Regions from separate parts of the Homo sapiens genome. Here region 1 is linked to region 2. Evidence: chromatin contacts called from ENCODE Hi-C data. All regions are on one chromosome and are shown on one strand. The core of a region is the stretch at or near the end of the contact, and the rest is flanking DNA. Distances in the headings are between cores, read along the strand shown.

What was found. A loop is a pair of places that touch in the nucleus more often than their neighbours do. Pooled maps may share reads with other maps.
Region 1: a map of thyroid gland shows a loop between it and region 2 (4-fold over the local background). The contact joins the enhancer-like site here to the promoter of SHROOM2 in region 2. A Hi-C loop is called at or near these places in 2 of 168 maps with a recorded cell type or tissue (ovary and thyroid gland) and 5 of 50 pooled maps.

The regions. Positions count from the first base shown.
Region 1 is chrX:10,116,818-10,120,943 of GRCh38, reverse strand. WWC3 (WWC family member 3) reads right to left here. Exons shown (of 24, transcript NM_015691.5): 12 at 3,255-3,820. Among named protein-coding and RNA genes, the nearest start is that of CLCN4, 38 kb to the left of the region's middle. RefSeq lists an enhancer at 1,221-1,515. Within about 2 kb of position 2,068, at least 2 of the 41 ENCODE cell types and tissues checked have a DNase peak (open chromatin) inside an H3K27ac peak, as active enhancers do.
Region 2 is chrX:9,784,251-9,788,673 of GRCh38, reverse strand. It overlaps SHROOM2 (shroom family member 2), which reads right to left and starts at 2,245. Exons shown (of 10, transcript NM_001649.4): 1 at 1,964-2,245. The coding sequence starts at 2,128.

The DNA of each region.
Region 1 (4,126 bases), core at 819-3,318, 330 kb before region 2:
GGACACCTGCCCTGGGGCTTCAAGGCACAGAGGTGGACCCTCAGGAGCAGTGCCAGGGAGACAAGGGTCAAATCTTCCCCATGTTCATGTGAAAATCTCTTTACTCCCTTTTCATCATTCAAGACAGACAGACACTAAGAGCCAAGGATGTGAACAGTGCTTGGTAAAAAGGAAGAAAATACAGTCAAAACCACAGCATAGCAGAGCTGCCAGGTGGCATATGACAGCAACGAACGCCATTACATTCCAGAAACAAACACATACAGGGAATGAACAGTGAAAGCTTCTAGGAAAGTTCTTAAACAGCTTGAATATTAACAATGAGATAACAATAAGGCCAATTGCCAACTTGTGTTGAAGCACAGCTATAAGATAACCGTCGTTGGCCACACCCCAGCCATCCTGAACACATCCATCCACAGCACAAACGTATGCCTGGGGCCTGAGCAACAACGCTGAGCAAGGGGACTCCCAAGGCCACTTACAGTGAGCACTTCTGTCGAGCCGCATGAGGAGATAAAAAAAAAAAAAAGCACAAAGTGAAAACACTGCAGAATTTAAGCCAACAACATTAAACAGAATATCAATATCATAAAAACATCAATATGAGCAAAGTCAAGATTTTTACAGGTTTTGATTAGCAAATACTAATGGGTAGATGAAAATAGCTAAGTATTTCATAATCATAACACATTTGACTTTTAAAATCCAGGGAAGACAAAACTGTAACAAAAACGTAAATAGTATGAAAAATCACAGTGTATTGCCCCACTCCTCTGACCTGCCTTCTGTTTCCTCCGATTGATTGAAAACACAAGGAAAAAATCATTCAGAGGCTGGTTTGCAAGTTTGGACAACTTTGATTTTTATCTTACAAAAATTTTGTCTTACTAAGACTTGCTGGGGGCCAAACTTAGACTGCAGTGTTCCCAGCACAGCTGATACATGATGGGGCAGGGGAGGCGAGGAGCCCCCCCTGTGTCCATGCCTGAAGCTGGCTACCCAACCCGGCCCTCTGGGGACACCCAGCAGGGTCAACTATTTCAAGTTTCTAAGGATACAAATAAACGTGTCCTTAGAACAACATAATACATATGTGTCCTTGAAACAATGTAATATATGTAACATATAAAACCATCACCAGATGGCAGTATCATAAAAAGCTACCGCTAGGCGGCAGTGTCACGCAAGAATCCACCACCGATGTCATATAAGAATCTACCACCAGATGGCAGTGTCACTCAGGAATTTATTGGCGGTGTCATATAAGAATCCGCCACCAGATGGCAGTGCCATACAAGAATTCATCACCAATGTCATATACGAATCCGCCACAAGATGGCAGTGTAATACAAGAAATAATCACGAATGACATATGGCTCCACCACGAGATGGCAGTGTCTACACACGTAAGCAAATACTTCCCAGTCCAAGAAGTTTCAACCATTATAGCATCTGCCACGGAAAGCAAAGGAAAAAATAAAGAAACCAGGATGTGAAATTAAGTCAGCGCTTCTCCCTCCCACTCTGTCTCTCCTCTGACCCAAAGTGGCCCTTGGGCCTTGTGCAGATTTTATGCCTAACTAGACTGACATTCTGGAATCTCAATCCCTTAAGGAGAAGGTGGTGGGAGAGAGGAGGGAGACTAAGAAAGAAGTCCTAATTGGATATTTCTTTTCTGACTGAACGGAATAAACATGGAGCAATCAACCTGTGGTTATAAAGAGGAACAAAGCTAATGAAGGATACCTGCATATATGGACTTCAGAAACAATGTATCTGGGGATACCAAAGTGTGTTTGCAAACACAGGGGCAGACACCAAAATAGAGATGCCAAAAAGCCCTGGGGCAGTCTCAGAACATGATGGCCTCTGGTTACGCACGTAAGTGCCAACAGACTACTATTTTATAGAGTGATCAACCTATCTATTGATCTACCAATCCATCTATCTCTTGGGTAACAGAATGGTGGCAAATGGAAGGGGTCACAAAGATCACTGCATTCAAGGGTGGAAAAGGTGAGACTCAGTCCAGGTATGTGTTCAAGGTCACACAGCTAGAAGTGGACAGGGCAGGGAACAAAAGCCTGGTCTCCCAGCTGCTAGTTTGAAGCTGTTTCCACTACACCACACTGGTTCTGCTCTCTAGTTTTATTTCTACCCCTTGCCGCATAAATACTCCATAGTACGTGACTAGGGTTTCTCAGCCTCAGCCCTCTTGACATTTGGGGCTGGACCATTCTCGAGGGGGAGGGGGTGCTGCCCTGTGCATGCCAGGAGCATCTCCCATCCCCTAGTTGTGACAACCAAAAATGTTTCCAGACATTGCCAAGTGTTCCCCAGGGGCAGGACGCAAAAACACCCCTGGCTGAGATCCACTATGCTGCACAAATTATCTAGTGTTTGCCTAAATGGAACATTTAAAACATTTTTGCCGTGCAAATAAAAGTCAATTAAATGGGCTGAACTTCAGGAACGGGAGACCTTGTTCTTGATCCTCTTTAAAACCAAAGGAAGATAAAGTTGCCATGGGTGGCTGAGAAAAGCACATGGGGTCAATATTCCCTTCAATAGCAGTTTGGTCTTCCAAGCAGGCTACAAGCTGAAAGACCCCAGCTCCGAGGAGGAGCTGAACCAACACCAACTGAATGGATGAGGCTCCACGGAGCTCCGTGTTTTTCCATTTGAAGAATCACCAGAGAAACCAAATCAGTAGAAATGACCGATACTTACAGGCATGTCTTTTGAAATTACACAATTATTTTCACTTCCACATTTGATAGACCTATGTTCTTGGAAACTATGAAAACTATAAAAGATAAAGAGATGTCAAAGCAACAAAAGAAGTCAAGATTTCCACTAGCTACAACCAGACACCTGTTGGCATAATGGTCTCAGGCGGGCACACACTGACGGTTCCATCTCGGCACGCACGCTGCAAAGGTCATGAAGGCCCTAATCCATCTCCAGCAGCCTCTGAATGTGGAAGCCTGTGTAGTTCTTACCCTAGTTTTCAACAATTAAGTATTTTTTGAAAACAAGCCAAATACCTAGGAAAGACAACTTTGTCAATTTCAATGATCTTTCCCCAACACAGATCAGAAAGAGCAGGTGTGTGCTCTTCCCGATCACATCAATATTCCTAAACGTAAAGCTCACCATGGACCTGGAAAGCCAGCCATCCTCACTCTGGACCCCACAGTTTCCGCCCTGCAGGTAACCCTCGCCCCGCAGGAGGCCACATCCGCACTTACTTCCACCCACGGGAGCGCTGGCTGGTGGGGGTCCTCGCTCGTGCGGCCCTTCCCCATCCCCGGGGACCCCGTGTGGCTGAAGGGCCGCCATGCCTGGTAAGTCTTCGTCCCCCATAGCCGAGGCGTGTGCCCGCAGTCTGTCTAGGGCGCCCAGGCCTGGCCCCTCACAGCTGTCCGCCAGCTGCGCCAGCGGCGAGTCCCGTGAGGCAGGGAGGAAGGGCGTGTCCAGGGGCGAGCTTGGGGGCGACAGCGAGGACAGCGAGGAGCGGGAGGACAGCGATGCCAGGGACTGGGGCGTGTCCAGGGACCGCCTCTGCTTGTGGAAGCCCGAGGGGCCTGGGGGCTCTGAAAAGGGAGCATCTCGCCCCAGAGAGTCGAAGGGAATGAGGTCGAAGCGTAGAAGCTGGCTGCCCTCAGCGTCGGGCTTCTCGTACTGCGGGAGGCCGTAGATGTCCGTGAAGCTGACCGAGCTCAGGGAGCCCCGGCTGGAGGCCAGAGACCCACGGCTGGAGGCTAGGGACCCGCGGCTGCTCCCCGAGGACACCGTCAGGGTGCTGGCACACAGGCTGAAATGAGACAGCATGGCCATCTGAGATGGCAGGGCAGCCACCCCTGCTCACCCTGTGAGCACGGAAAGGGTGGCAGAGAGCAGTGGGCAACAGCAGAGACCCGTGCCCAAGTCCCAGTCCCAGTCCTGGCTGGAACACATACTAGCCAGGTACACTTGGTCAAGCCATTCACCCCCTCTGGGCTCCCACTGGGGCTGGGGTGAGAACAGTTCCCACCTGGGGCATTGTTAGGAGGAATATCTGAGAAAATGACACATCTGAGGCCCTTGACATTGGCCATTCTTGAGCAGCCAAATCTTACTA
Region 2 (4,423 bases), core at 996-3,495:
AGCAGATGGCACTGACTGAAGGGGAGCAGCAGGCTTGAACACTGGGGCCAGAGTCTGATTCTTAGGGCCTTTCCCAGGACTCAACAGTTTGTGACCTCAGGATACACCATTTGCCCTGCCTGGGCCACAGCTGTTTCATCTATAAAATGGGCTGATAAAATTCCATCTGAAGACCAGGACCGAACCAGCCTTGTTCTTGACACCCCTCCCAGTTCTACTACACGCACTCCCATGAGGCTTTCAAATGATACCCTCATTATCATAAAGAGAAGGTGCGCTCTTACCTTAATGCAAGCTATCCCCAAATCAGAGTCTGCTAAATAGCAAGTGAGTTGTACAGTATTCCAGGGCTCTAATATGTAACTATTTAATTACAAGTGGAAAAAAAAAAACGATTAGAAGAGCTATTTTTTAATGAGCCCCAGTGACTTTTCAGTAGCTTTTGGGAGAGGAAGATTCAAAGCTTGGATTAATCCACATTCTGAGCCAAGCGCAGTGGCTCATGCCTGTAATGCCAGGACTTTGGGAGGCAGAGGAGTTCGAGACCAGCCTGGGCAAAATGGTGAAACTCCCCGTTTCTACAAAAAATTTTAAAAAATTAACCAGGCATGGTGGCGCACATCTGTGGTCCCAGCTACTCAGGAGGCTGACAGAACAAGACCCTGTCTCAAAAAAAAAAAAGAAGAAAGAAAGAAAGAAAAGAAAAGAAATAAAAGAAAAAAAAAAGAGGAGTGTTCTGGCTGGGCAGAGTATACACACTTTATGACTGTCCACCATGTTTCCAAAGAAGCCAGTGTGATAAAAGATTACACATTGGTCAAATTTATAACAATGGCAACCTCTTTCCTGAGTTCAACAAAAATTTAGTGCAAAGCTAAACAAGGCTTCTCCAAATCCCTCCACAAAGTTTTGTAATCATAAAAGCGACAGAAAATATAGAATGGAAGACGCTGGTGTCTCATTTGCTATTTGAACAACAAAGCCATCCCACTTCCCAAACTGATTACCAGTGCGGCGGGTTAGGAATCACTTAATTTCTTCCTGCTGTGGAGAGGCAGGAAAGCCGAGAAAACCAGTAAATTATCTTCAAACGCTTCTAGTCGCCAAGAATCTTTACATTTTAAAAGGAACTTCGTCCACACGAAAGGTCCGACTCAACCCTTCCCAGAGAAAATGACCACTACACACTTTTAACTAGAACACAGGGTGACTGGACTGTTGTTTATGTGTTTGCTTTTACAAGTTCATACAGGTTCAACTGGTAAGTTTCCAGATGGATTTTGTTTTGAGACAATAAAATTCAATGTTCTAAAGCAAACCACACACACACACACAACATTCCTGATGAGATACATCTGGAATTTCTTTATTATTATTAGAACTCGGGTCCTGCTCTTAGGAAGCAGGCTTTCAGGTTTCTCTAAGTTTGCGCAGGTATCCAGTGCGCAGTGGATCTGGGACTGGAAGCCGAAAGTCAGTAAACATTGATGGGCTGAAGGGAATCGAGAAGTTGCGCTGGCGACAGCTGCTACTCTGGATTTCGTAGTGATCACAGGCACGGGTCCAAGGGGTGCCGAACCAGGGACCCCAGAGAGGCAAACATAGGTGGGGACGGCTCGGGGACACGTTCCTTCGCTGGCCTCCAGGCAGCCCCGCAGGTGCAGGCCGCCACTGGCGGGCCCGGGAGCGCCAGAGGACCCGGCCAGGCCCCTGCCCGGAGGAGGGAGGGGGAGGGGAAAGGGACTCCGGGCAGGAGCCATTTAAACTCTGCGAGGCGCGGGGAACCGCCAGGATCACACGCCCACGCCGGTCCCGGCGCCCAGGCCCGGCAGGTGACCCCAGCAGACGCGCGCGCCAGACCCGGGGGCGCGAGCCTACCGCCCCTCCCGCGCCCCTACCTCGACGCGCCCCGCAGGGCGGCCAGCTCCCGGCTGTCAGCGCCCGCGCCCCGCGGCCGCCTTACCTTGGTGATGACCAGCGGCTCGCCGTGCTCGCGGCCGCCCTTCAGGGTGAAGCCCCACGGGGCGCCGCCGCTCAGCTGCACCTCCACCAGGCGCCCGCCGTCCGCCGCCCGCGTCTCGGCCTCGGCCAGGCGCTCGGGCCGCGCGCGGGGCTCGGCGCCCTCCATGGCGCGACCGCTCAGCGTCCCTGGCCCGCGCCCATGCACTCCGGGCAGTCCCGGCCGTGGGATCGCAAGGGAGGCTCCGAGCGCCGCAGAACTTGCGCCGTAACTTGGAAAGAAAGTGCCGGCCCGGCGGCGGAGGGAGCCCGGAGGGCTGGCGGGGAGGGGGCGGGGCCGGGGCCGGGGCCGGGGCCGGGGCTGGCGGGGAGGGGGCGGGGCCGACGGGGGGCGGGGCGGGCGCGTTCGGGAGCTCGTACCGCGGGGCCGGTCACGGGGAGCGCGTCCAGAGGTCCAGCCCGCGGCCCGAAGGGTGAGGGACGGGGTCAGGTGCGCGCTCAGGGGCCCACGCGGCCGCTCGTACCGGGGAGAGCTGGAGAGGGGCGCGCCCCGGTTCTCTCGCCCGGTGGAGGGGAGCGGGCCGGGAGGGGCGCTCAGGCGCGCGCGCCGTTCAGCGGGTTCGGGGTCGGGGTCGAGGAGCGCGCGCCCCGGGGCTGGCGGAGCCAGCGCGGGCGAGGACGGGGGCGGAGGCCCCGGCGCCAGGTCGGGCCTTTCCTCCCGCGCCAGAGCTCTGCAGTGCTTCGAAGCTCTGGGCGCCCCCGCCCGCCGGTTGGAGGCCAGGACCGGGCAGGTGAGGCGGCAGGTGAGATGGGCGCGGGGTGGCGTGGCGGGAGTCTCCGGCCTCCTCCGTCTCGGGGCGCGCGGCCCGCCGGCGCCCACACTTTGTTCTCGCGCACCGCGGGCTGCCGCGCAGGTGAGAGCGGAAGCGCCGCGGGAGGCCCTGGTGCCCGCGCTGTGGCCGCTGCCCCGGGGCAGAGGGACCGCCCGTCCCGCGCGGCCCTGCGCGCACTCACACTCTGGACTTAGAGAGCCGGGAAGGGCGCCCCCCAGCAGCCTGAGCCGGGCGCGGGTCCGGCCTCTGGAGGGGCTTGGAAGGCGGGCGCAGAAGGACCGTGCCCCGTTTCCACGAGGGCCTTCCCACCTTCCCGCAGAGGCCTCCCACAGCCACCGCGCAGAAAGCCGTTGCGTCTAGATGCTGTCCCCACTCGCCTAGGATTGGACCACAAGGTCTTCAAGTTTCCCAGGTTTACATCCCCGAAAAGGGGAGGTGGAGGTCTGGGATTGGTGAAAGTTTGCGGACAACATGTGTGCCACCTCTTCCTGCTCGGTTTCAGTTTCCATGAAACTCTGGTCTAAAGTACCTGCATGGATAGGTATTTACATGCTTTGCAAAAAAGCTGTTTTCGTTGCTGTTTCTATACGTAGCTGAAGGCTGGTGAACACCTCTTTTCTCTAAGCAGCTCCATCCAGGCCCTTTTCAGAGGTGACGATGCTGGAGTACGCATCCAGGACAGGCCGGGAGAGCACTGGACAGAGAGTCAAGGGTCCCCGGGTCTGGGTTCTGCCACTGTCAAGCTGGGACAAGAAATCTCAGCTCTGGTCTGTTTCTTCAGAGGTCAAGTGAGAGGGGTGCATTCTGTGGAGGTGTCTCATGCAGCCGATTAAATTCAGAGTCGCAGCTCCACTGGGCACCTGTCATGGCGCTGGGCACGTGGTGACTGCCCCATAATTAACTTCTAACTACAGTCTCTGAATGCCTTTAGTTAGAAGAATGAGGCGATTTTTTCTTTTTCAAAGATTAAACGAAGGCTTAAGGAATGTGCCTCTCAGAATCAAGTCGAGTGTATCTTCACTGTGGTGATGGTCACAGGAGCTGCCAAGTTGATTAAGCTAAATTGCACAGAACTAAATGCACGTGAAACGGGAAATCTGAAAAGGCTTGGTGGATTGTATCAATGTCCATATTCCAGGTTGTGACATTGTGCTGTAGTTTTGTAACGTGTTGCCATTGGAACAGGCAGGTGAAGAGTGAAGGGTGCACAGGACTTCCCTGTATTATTCCTTACCAAGAGGCGAAGCCAGTTGGGTGGGGACTCCGAGAATTTTTCTGTCTTACAAGAGGATTGTAAAATGCACCAATCAGCGCTCTGTGGCTAGCTAGAGGTTTGTAAAATGGACCAATTAGCACTCTGTAAATGGACCAATCAGCGGGATGTGGGTGGGGTCAAATAAGGGAATAAAAGCTGGCCACTGCAGCTAGCAGTGGCAACCCGGTCCAGTCCCCTTCCATGCTGTGGAAGCTTTGTTCTTTCGCTCTTCACAGTAAATCTTGCTGCTGCGCACTCTTTGAGTCTGTGCCACCTTTAAGAGCTGTAACACTCACAGCAAAGGTCTGCAGCTTCATTCTTGAAGTCAGCAAGACCAAGAACCCACCGGAAGGAACCAACTCTGGACACATTACAA